Linked DNA regions of Homo sapiens: region 2 is linked to region 1. Evidence: chromatin contacts called from ENCODE Hi-C or POLR2A ChIA-PET data. All regions are on one chromosome and are shown on one strand. The core of a region is the stretch at or near the end of the contact, and the rest is flanking DNA. Distances in the headings are between cores, read along the strand shown. Region 1 overlaps LOC107986454 (a long non-coding RNA gene). Region 2 has its middle 29 kb from the start of PCDH1.

What was found. A loop is a pair of places that touch in the nucleus more often than their neighbours do. ChIA-PET counts read pairs that join two places held with the same protein, here RNA polymerase II (POLR2A). Pooled maps may share reads with other maps.
Region 2: a map of heart right ventricle shows a loop between it and region 1 (5-fold over the local background). The contact joins two enhancer-like sites. A Hi-C loop is called at or near these places in 15 of 168 maps with a recorded cell type or tissue (Calu3, PC-9, Right ventricle myocardium inferior and 6 more) and 9 of 50 pooled maps. POLR2A ChIA-PET finds 5 or more read pairs at or near these places in 7 of 52 experiments (H1, HEK293, MCF 10A and 2 more).

What each region holds. Positions count from the first base shown.
Region 1 is chr5:141,803,354-141,808,142 of GRCh38, reverse strand. It overlaps LOC107986454 (a long non-coding RNA gene), which reads left to right. Exons shown (of 3, transcript XR_001742906.2): 3 at 1-345. Among named protein-coding and RNA genes, the nearest start is that of PCDH1, 73 kb to the left of the region's middle. Within about 2 kb of position 1,951, at least 7 of the 41 ENCODE cell types and tissues checked have a DNase peak (open chromatin) inside an H3K27ac peak, as active enhancers do; they include endothelial cell of umbilical vein, heart left ventricle and heart right ventricle, where a contact is called at or near this core.
Region 2 is chr5:141,846,992-141,851,516 of GRCh38, reverse strand. No RefSeq gene overlaps it. Among named protein-coding and RNA genes, the nearest start is that of PCDH1, 29 kb to the left of the region's middle. RefSeq lists a silencer at 1,592-1,841 and enhancers at 1,492-2,048, 2,402-2,491, 2,607-3,163, 3,920-4,525. Within about 2 kb of position 2,141, at least 40 of the 41 ENCODE cell types and tissues checked have a DNase peak (open chromatin) inside an H3K27ac peak, as active enhancers do; they include endothelial cell of umbilical vein, heart left ventricle and heart right ventricle, where a contact is called at or near this core.

The DNA of each region.
Region 1 (4,789 bases), core at 702-3,201:
GAGCTGGGGTAGAGATCTCTGGCATTTTGGTTTATACTTGCTGGATATTTCTTTAGGTCGAGGAGGAAGACAGTGTTCATAACACTTACTGAATATTCCATCTGCCAGGTTCTATTCATCTGTTTTAATCTTCACCATGACTCTGTGCAGTGGATGCTAGCCCCATTTTAAAGAGTAGCAAACTGAGGCTCCAAGAGGTTAAGTCACTGGCATTTATGCTTATAGCTTGTGAGTTTTGGAGCTTGTCCGTGATGTTTCCTAAGAGGAGATGAAACGGAACACTTACTTTTATGGAATGAGGTGTTGCCGGATTTTTTTTAGAAAGGGCAGGTGCGTGTGTGTGTGTGTGTGGGGGGGGGGTGGGGGCGGTGTAAATGGGAGAGGAATAATCTTCAAGAAACACAGAATTGGGGAGGGGAGCTGAGCGGCTTTCTTCTTTTTTTGAAATGCACAAATGGGAAATTTAACTTGATCCCCTGTGGCTTCTGGGCCAACCCCTGAGTGAAGTCGGATCACTTTTGCAAAGGAAAATTTTATCCGTTTTTTGGCTTTTATGGGGCTTCCTCAATGAGCAAAACCTCTCCTGTTGGTGCTTAGAGAGGATTTCTCTGCTTGGCCTACGGTGATGCCGTGTAATCTCCCAAAAAATATGGTGCTAATATTCGCCGGGTTAGGGTTAGTTATTTTTATGTCTTTGTCATTTTGTTTCTCGGCAGCTCTTTCTGCTGCCTGGAAAGGACGTGGCGGACACTTTACTTCCAGAGTCATATTTTTTAATTTGATCAAAGCAAATTTCACTCGTTCTCTGTATAAATTATTTAACTCATTTCTTTTAGGTTAAATGTCTCAATAGAAAGATAGAAAGTCTTTCCATCACATTTTCTTCCAGGATTTTAATCAGCTCCTGTAGATTGTATGAACTTCTTTCTCAGTCCTCCATCCTTCTCTGTCTTAAGTCTCTCTCCCTTCCTCCCTCTCTCTCCCTATCTGCTCTTCTCCGGCCTCTGCCCCCAACTCCTCCTGAGTCCTGGGGCTCAGCCCCAGCCTCCATTCCCTTATGGCTCTGGGTGGGGAGAATGGGGGCAACTTGAACATGCAGGGCTTTAGGAGCACACACCAACCCCCTTCAGTTGGATGAGTTACCAAAGGCACCCTTCCTCTGAGCTGACCCAGCCCACAGCCCTGACAGCAGCGTCAGGGCTCAATGGCAGGCCCTGCTTGTCCCCCTCAGCCAGATCTCTGTGCACAACCACAAGCTGCTGCTCCTGCCTCTGCCAAGACCTGTGCCTGCCCGCCCCCCGCCGCACCTGCCCAACTCCCATTTCCCCTCTAGGGCTGCAGTCTCAGGATGAATTTAAATGTAGCAGCCTCTCCCCAAATTCCAGCTGTTTCCTAATAAAAATTCCATCCTACTCAATCAATGCTCCTTGTCACAGGCCAGGTTTCCTTGTGTCTTATTTCACTCTGGTCTGGTTCCCTCGGTGCCAGGGCTCCTCAGGCAGACCCCTCCTCCTTAGAGGCTTGAAGCCTCCCTCTGACAATAGTGCAGGGCTGGGGATAGAAGACCCGGGCAGAGGTTTTGGGGTTAAGTGGGGTGCTACAGAGGACTCCCTCCAGGGATGGGCTTGGGCTCTGTGGGGGGCCCCTGCCTCCCACCTTGGCAGCCCCATCTCTGGCCCCAGGCACTGTCAAGGGAACAGAAAGCAGCAGGGCAAGCTCATTACCCGTGAACACTCTTCCTTCCCTCATATCACATTGTTTCAGCCAAGAACAAGTCTCCAGTGGGAATTCCCTTTCGTCTTACTTTTAAAATATACAGTAATTAACAAACTAATGCTATTAACTGCAACAACGAGGAAATTACAGTAAAATCACTGCAGAGTCCACAAGCAGTGGGTGTAGGGACCGGTGGGTCCTGGCTCTGTGTGGAGGGGAGGGACCCAGTCTGGGCCCAGGTGTCATCATCTCAGCCACAGCAGGGCCCTCTCAGGCTGGGAAACTTCTGCCAGAGCTGGTGAGTCCTCTGCAGGTCAAGCCAGGGCTTGGACACAGCTACTTCATTTCCTGTGCAGGAAGAGTCAGGATCCCGGTCATTCTTCCAGCCCCGGAGGTTTGCTCTTTTATGAAACACTTAAATAATAGAGCTGTGGCCCAGTGCTGACCTGGGCATGTCTGTGAGGACATGGCCCCTGCTTCAGGGTCACCGTAGGTTCCGACAAGGCCTCCAGAGGATGAATCTCAAAGAAAGCCTCGGGGAGGGACTGCTGTGCCTCCGCTGCCTCCTTCTCTGGTCCTGCGGAAGCATCTTCAGGGTCTCCCTGTCCATCCTTCTGCCTTCCTTCCAGCACAGTCAGGCTGTGCGTCCCTTCCTGGGGTTTTACTCAGGTACAGCCAAAGATATCAGGAAGGACTAGGCCTGTTGTTGCCTGATTGCCTGGAAGTCTGTTTCCAGTCTGACTTCAGTCTTTCATGCTGTAGTCCTCTGTAATTTCCTCTGGTGAGTTCCCAGCAAGCCTAGTTGATAAATTCCAGGATCCTCTCCCACTCTTGCCTCTTTCCCTCAGGTTTTACAATCTCCCTGTCAGTCCTTAAATCCTCTTCCCCCATCAGGGAGCCATGGTCACCAGAAAGAGCAACCTGTTCTCATTTTCCCTCTCTAAACTTTCTCCCAGAGGCCACTCATTGCCTTGCATACCAACAAATGTCTGCTCAGAACTTTTAGAAGTTCTGTTCAGATACCCACAGAGAAGTTGCATGCTTATCCCATTTTACAGATGAGGAAAACAAGGCTCAGAGAGGTTAAGTGGCTTGTTTGAGATCACATAGCCAGGCAGAAGCATCGTCAGGACTAGAACTGTGGTTATGTTTTCTGCAGGTTCCCACCTTCCTTGTCTCTTCTTGGCTCTTAAGGGAACAGATACTCCAGGGGAGAAGAGATAAACCTGGCTTTCCTTTATCTCCGTGGCCATGCTGGCCTGTGGAGGTGAACAAAAAATAAAAAGATAGCTCATCTCATGTTTCTCATTACGACAGCCAGCATTATGAATTGTGCTATCATAATGCAGATTGTGTACACAGGGAAACTGAGGCTTAGAGAAGCACAGAGCTTTGCCCAAGGTCACAGGGCTGGTGGTGACCAGAGTCAGAACTTAAACCCAGTCCTGTCTGCCTGCAGAGCCCACCCCTGCCCTTAGCCACTCACCTGAAGGGTAAGACCCAGCCCGACTTGAAGTCCAGCCGGGCTGAGTGTGGAGTCCGAGAACCTCATTAGGAGTGAAGCTGCCACATGTGTCAAAACCCCTGCCAGCCCCACTCCAACTTGCAGCACACAGTGTAAACATCCTTACTAATTCACCAAACTCAATCACGTTACCGGGATGGATTTTCCCATCATTACTCCTGAGTGAGTGACAACCTGCTCAGACACTTGCCTTCCCCGCTGCCTTGGGAGAGTCTCAGAAATCAGAATGCTTCACTCCCTAAGTTGATTTCAACTTGTCCTAAAGTCATTTTAATTGGTGAAGTGTCAGAGGCAATTTGGGTGACTTTCTGAGAGCCCCTTTGCACCAGCACTGGGCTGGCAGGGAGCAGGGCTCGAATGCTCCCTCCACACTTGGTGGGGACTTTCCCCTCTGCTGACTGGTCAGGAGGCCGTGCTCTGTGCTTTATTTTCATGTTTCTTGCTGAAGTTCCTCCGGCTGTTTCCTGAGAATAACAAGATTCATTTTCTCAATGGCTCTGACAGATAGGATTGTTATTGTTATTACACTCATATACCACCTTTCCTCCAAGGAGCTTAAGGCGCTTTACAAATTTGAAAATTATCTAATAATCTTTCAGCAACCCTGAGAGAGAGGGAGAAGCTGCAGTTAGAGGCACTGCAGTGCAGCCAAAGGGCGTCCACACTCCTTGCCCCGACCAGGGAGGGTGGGCATGTGGCCATGTTTGGGCTGCGGACACTTGGGGCTTGAGGCCTCCTGTGGCTCCTGCTGAATAAGGAAGAGGGAGATGCCTTGCTGGGAGGAGAGAGAGAGAGAAGAAGGGAGGAAGGAAGAGAGGAAGGGAGGGAGACAGACCCAGCTCCAAAGGACAAAATCCAATGGGAGGGAGCTCAGGCAAGGAGAGTTTTCTTTAAAGACACAAGAAATGAGAGGAAGCAGGAGGCTCCCAGGGGCTTGCGGGTAGGATAGCTGAAATTCAAAATGGAAATCTACCAAAGCAGCAACTAGGCTGGTTGCAAAGGACCCAGCTCAGGCATGAGAACATGGGCAGAAATATCAACAGAACTCAAATTGCAAATTTAGGTGGTTGCTCTGAGGTGGGTGTGGGAAGCCTCTGTGGACCTCCTTTTTTTTTTCACCTGTGAGCTGAGAGGTATGGCATTAGGTCTCTGCTAGCCTGACATCCTATGATTCTGTCTTCCTTAAAATTTCCTCTTACCAGAGGTGCCCATAGTAATTGCAGCACCTTTACTAAGCGTGAAGGGAAAGCTACTATCAAAGTGACAGAAGGGCTCAACTGCATTGCCATTATTTTCTTGAGAAGAAGGTGTGCAAGACACCGCCTTATTTGAAGCTGTCCTTTTGGGATTAGGGATTTTGATGGTTCCAGGCAGTAGCCTTTTGGGAACCAAGTATGGCATTATGGTTAAGAGCTGGTATCTGAGATCAGACAAACATGGTGACCTTGAGCAAATAACACAACCACTTGGACCCTCAGTTTCCTTGTCTGTTCAAGAATAATGATCATGATGACCTGAGGATGCTGTAAGGATGAACTGAGAGGATGT
Region 2 (4,525 bases), core at 892-3,391, 43 kb before region 1:
CAGCCTGACCCAGTCTGTGTCTTCCCAGAGGGGACCTAGTCGGTCCCCATCCCCCTACTTCAGGGCATGTCTCTCCGTAGGGGGAGGGTATATGGGGACATATTTCTCTCCTAGGGTCCTTGAAGCATGTTTCACATTCCGGGGTGGGGGGAAGTTCTCTGGGCATCCCTCACCTCTGGGGTCTCTCTAGGCCCTATCTCTCCCCTTGGGAGTCTCCGGGGGACATGTGTTCCCGCTGAGGACCACGGGAGCATGTCTCCCCCAATTACCCAGGCTCTCTGGGGAGCCTGTTTTCCTCCCAGGGTTCCTGGGAGTACTTAAGGCAAGTCAGTTTCGGGCCATCTCTCTTCCCAGGGAAGGGGGCTATCTCTGAAACACGTCTGGGAAGGGATGTTTCTGGCCCTACCCCCATCTCTCCTATGGGGGTTTCTCTGCCCTGCAGCACTTTAGGATGAGGCTGGGCATCTCTGAGTTGTCTTTTCTCCTAGGAGCCCTGGGATACCTCTCTCTCCCGAGGGTAGGGCCTCTGGAGCCATTTCTTCCCTGGGTCGGGGCTGTCTCCGGGTGTTGGGAGGGCTTGTGTTGGCCATGAGAAAGTCTCTTAAGGGGCGTCTCCACTGGGGACTTCTCTGGGAGGGGGGACTGTGTCCCGCCCATGGGGTTTCGGGCGGGTGTGTCTGCCCATGGGGAGGGGAGACTGTGTCTCCTCGGGTTATCTAGTGGGGAGGGGGGCCGTGTCTCTCTCGTGTGTAGGGGGGTGGGGGTCGGGGTGGGGGGTTTTGGGCGCGTCGGGTGCCCACATTGGGGTCGTGTTTCTCTTGGTTCGTGCCACTTCCCACTGCCTCGCTCCTCCCGGGAAGGGCCCCCGCCCCGCCCCACCCCACCCCATCCCTGGCGCTGCGAGCACAATCCCGTTGATTTGTAATGATTTCTGTCTCTTTCTGTCTTTCTCTTTCTCTGACCCCCCCACCCCCACCCCCACCCCCCCCCACCCCGCCGCGAGCATGCGCAGGCACCGCCCCTACCCCCTCCGGTTCGGTTCGTTTCCGGTTTGTTTGCTGAGCTGTCAATGAAAGACCCGTGTAATTATTCCCGAGCTTTACAATAAAAGTGTGAAAACCGGACCCCACTCAGCTTCTTCCGGGTCCTCGGGCCTGCGTCCCGTGGAGAGTGGGAGCTAAATCTGGAGGCCTTGGAGAGGGCTGGGGGACGCGAGGGACAAGAGACTGAGACCCGCACTGGTATTAATCGGGGATGGGGTCGAGCTGACGCGTTCTGAGGATAGACTCCTAGTCCGTACACCTCAAAGTGACCCCTGCCGGATCCTCTGGGCCCGACCTGCTGTGGGCACCCCCTCCCCGCAAGAACTCAGGTGCAGGATGGGGTGGGAGGTGACCGCAGGAGAGGTTTTGTGCTGCGCTGCCTTCTTCCCCGGGCGCCCGCAGGACGTGCAGTCGTTCCCGGGTGTATCCATTCCCGCTCCCCACTCTTTGGCAACGAGTGTGAATTGCGGAACTGGATAGGATAAGGGGCGGGAGACATCTGTCTGTCTGCCGCGTTCTCCCACGCTCAGGAACGAGGGTTGGAAGTCGATTTAGGGGAAAGGAACCGAAAAGGTCTCAGCCTCGGTCTCCGACTGCGCTCCCCTCCCCCCTTCCGGGCTCGACCGGCCCCGGCCTCCTCCGTCCGGCTCCCGGGTAAACACCCGCTCCGGAGAGGTCGGAAAACAGAGACCGGATCAGCCGGTTCCTGGCCCCGCCTCCCGGGGCGTTGCTCCCTCCTCCGCCCCTCCCCACCCCCACACCCGCCCAGCGTCGCGCGCTTTTGCTCGACCCGCGCCCTAGCTCCCTAGGCCGGTACTGTGTGGGCCTCGCTCCGGACCCCGGGGTCGGTCCAGCCGCTGGGATTAGCCGACCGCAGGGACTAATCCCGGATGAGCCTCGTGTAAACCCGGATCGACAGCGGGGACGGCGGGGGTTGCTGGCACCCCTTCATCCGTTCCCAGACGCGGAGCATCACGGGGCATAGAGCCCACCCCGAGGCTCCTTGCTGCTTTCGGAGAGACCCGAGTTGGATCTGCAGTTGGGGGCGTGGCGGGGCAGGAGATGAAGAACGCAGGGCCGGGATCTGACGCGCCGAGAGCCTGGCGCGGGGTGACTGGGGTGTGGGGCGGAAAGGCAGAGATCTCTCGGGCAGTACTTGAATCTACCGGCTTAGGTCAGCTCCCTACTCAGTCTACAACCGAAGCCCCCTACCTATCCTCCAGTTACAGAATCACAGACCCTCCCCCTACCAGTGGGTGTGGCAACCCTTCCTAAACCTGAGGCCTCACCTCATTAGGAGAGGCGCTGAATCAGCGGGGGAGGGGCCCGCATTGTCTCCACCCCTGACTTGACCCCACAGTGAAGGGTGAGGAGTTCCTTCTGTTAAGGCCTAGCCCAGGAAAAGATGTCTGGAGTTAAGGAAGTTGGAGGAGATGTGGTGGCCGACTGGGTACCAGAATCCTGTCACTGGTTGATTAACTCATTCTACAAACATTTCCTGAGCCCCTCCCATGTGCCAGACCGGCACAGGGTACTGGACCCCAAGAATGACACACAGTCTCTGTGGGAAAGGCAGACAGGTAAACAATGACCACATCTTGTGTTCGGCCCTGCCTTGAGCCGGAAATTCTGGCAGGAGACCTAAAGGCGCTGTCCTCTCCAAAGTCTAGAGGCTTTCTGGAAGGGGTGGTGCCAGAGCTGAGTTTCAAAGGGCAAATGAGGGATAGGCTACTGAGGAAGGGGTCAGCCTTGCAGGCTGAGGAGGAGTATGTGCCAGGGTCTGGAGGTGGAGGAGGAGGTGAGGTGGCTCAGGAGGGCAGGAGAAGTTGGAGAAGAAGGCAGGGGCCAGAACTAAGGACCTGCTGGTCAACTTAAAGTGCTTGGATTGAGGGGTTGGAGAGGAGCCATTTACAGATTTTAAGCCTGTAAAAGAAAAGGTCAGATTTACATTCTTCCAGATTCTGTGTTCCTCCCTTCCCTGCCCCAGGTTTCTCTGGGGATGCCTGGGTTGGGAGTGGAGATACACAGGCAGACAGGAAGAGGAACCAGGTGCAGTTTAGGCTGGTTAAGAATGGTCCCTGGCTGGTCGCGGTGGCTCACACCTGTAATCCCAGCACTTTGGGAGGCCGAGGTGGGCTGATCACGAGGTCAGGAGTTCGAAACCAGCCTGGCCAACATGGGGAAACCCCATCTCTACTAAAAATATCAAAATTAGCTGGGCACGGTGGTGCGCACCTGTAATCCCAGCTACTTGGGAGGCTGAGGCAGGAGAATCATTTGAACCCGGGAGGCAGAGGTTGCAGTGAGCCGAGATTGTGCCACTGCACTCTAGCCTGGACAGCAGAGCAAGACTCCATCTCGGAAAACAAACAAAAGAATGGTCCCCACTTTCCATCAAACTTGGAGTCAGAGAGACCTACGTTAGAAATTTGGCTGTACTTATTTCTAGTGGCATGACCTTGGGTAGGTGGCTGAGCCTCAGTTTCTTCCTCTGTAAGGTGGGGATAATAGTGCTTACCATCACCAAAGGTTATTGTGGGGCTTCAATGAGATAATTTGTCCACTTTTTTATTTATCACACGTCTAACACCTACTAAGTGGCAGGCACTGTCTCAGGTGCTAGCATTATGGTGCTGAATAAGACAGGCATGATGCCTACTCTCTCTCTCTGGGAACTTGCATTCTAGAGGAAAAGACAGACAATAAACAAATAAATGAGATAATTATAGATTGTGTTAAAGTGCTGTGAAGGAAACAAACAGTGGGACAAGAAGGAGGATAACTGGAGGTGGGGGAGGGGAGGGGGCTGCTTTACCCAGCCAGGGAAGCTTCCCTGAGGAAACCTGAAGGTTGGCCAGTGTACTCCAGCCTGGGCAACAAGGTGAGACCCTGTCTCAAAAAAGAGAAAAAAAAAAATAACCCTGAAGTTTTAGAGCTTGGCAAAGAACATTCCAGATACAAGGAAACTGCAGGGAAATTGCCTTCAAAGGCCCTGAAGTGGGAGAAAAGAGCATAGCCACAGTACTCTAAGATGCTAAGATTCCTCAGGGCAGTTACCTGGGTTTCTTTTCTTCTAACCTTCTGGGCAAAGTGAGTAGAAATGGAGGGGAGTTGGCCGGGTGTGGTGGCTCACGCCTGTAATCTCAGCACTTTCGGAGGCTGAGGCGGGCAGTTCGAGACCAGCCTGATCAACATGGAAAAACCTCGTCTCTACTAAAAAAAAAAATACAGCCGGGTGCGGTGGCTCACGCCTGTAATCCCAGCACTTTGGGAGGCCGATGCGGGCGGATCACGAGGTCAGGAGATCAAGACCATCCTGGCTAACATGGTGAAACCCCGTCTCTATTAAAAATACAAAAAAATTAGCCAGGCTTGGTGGCGGGCGCCTGTGGTCCCAGCTACTCGGGAGGCTGAGGCAGGAGAATGGCGTGAACCCGGAAGGCGGAGCTTGCAGTAAGCCGAGATTGCGCCACTGCACTCCA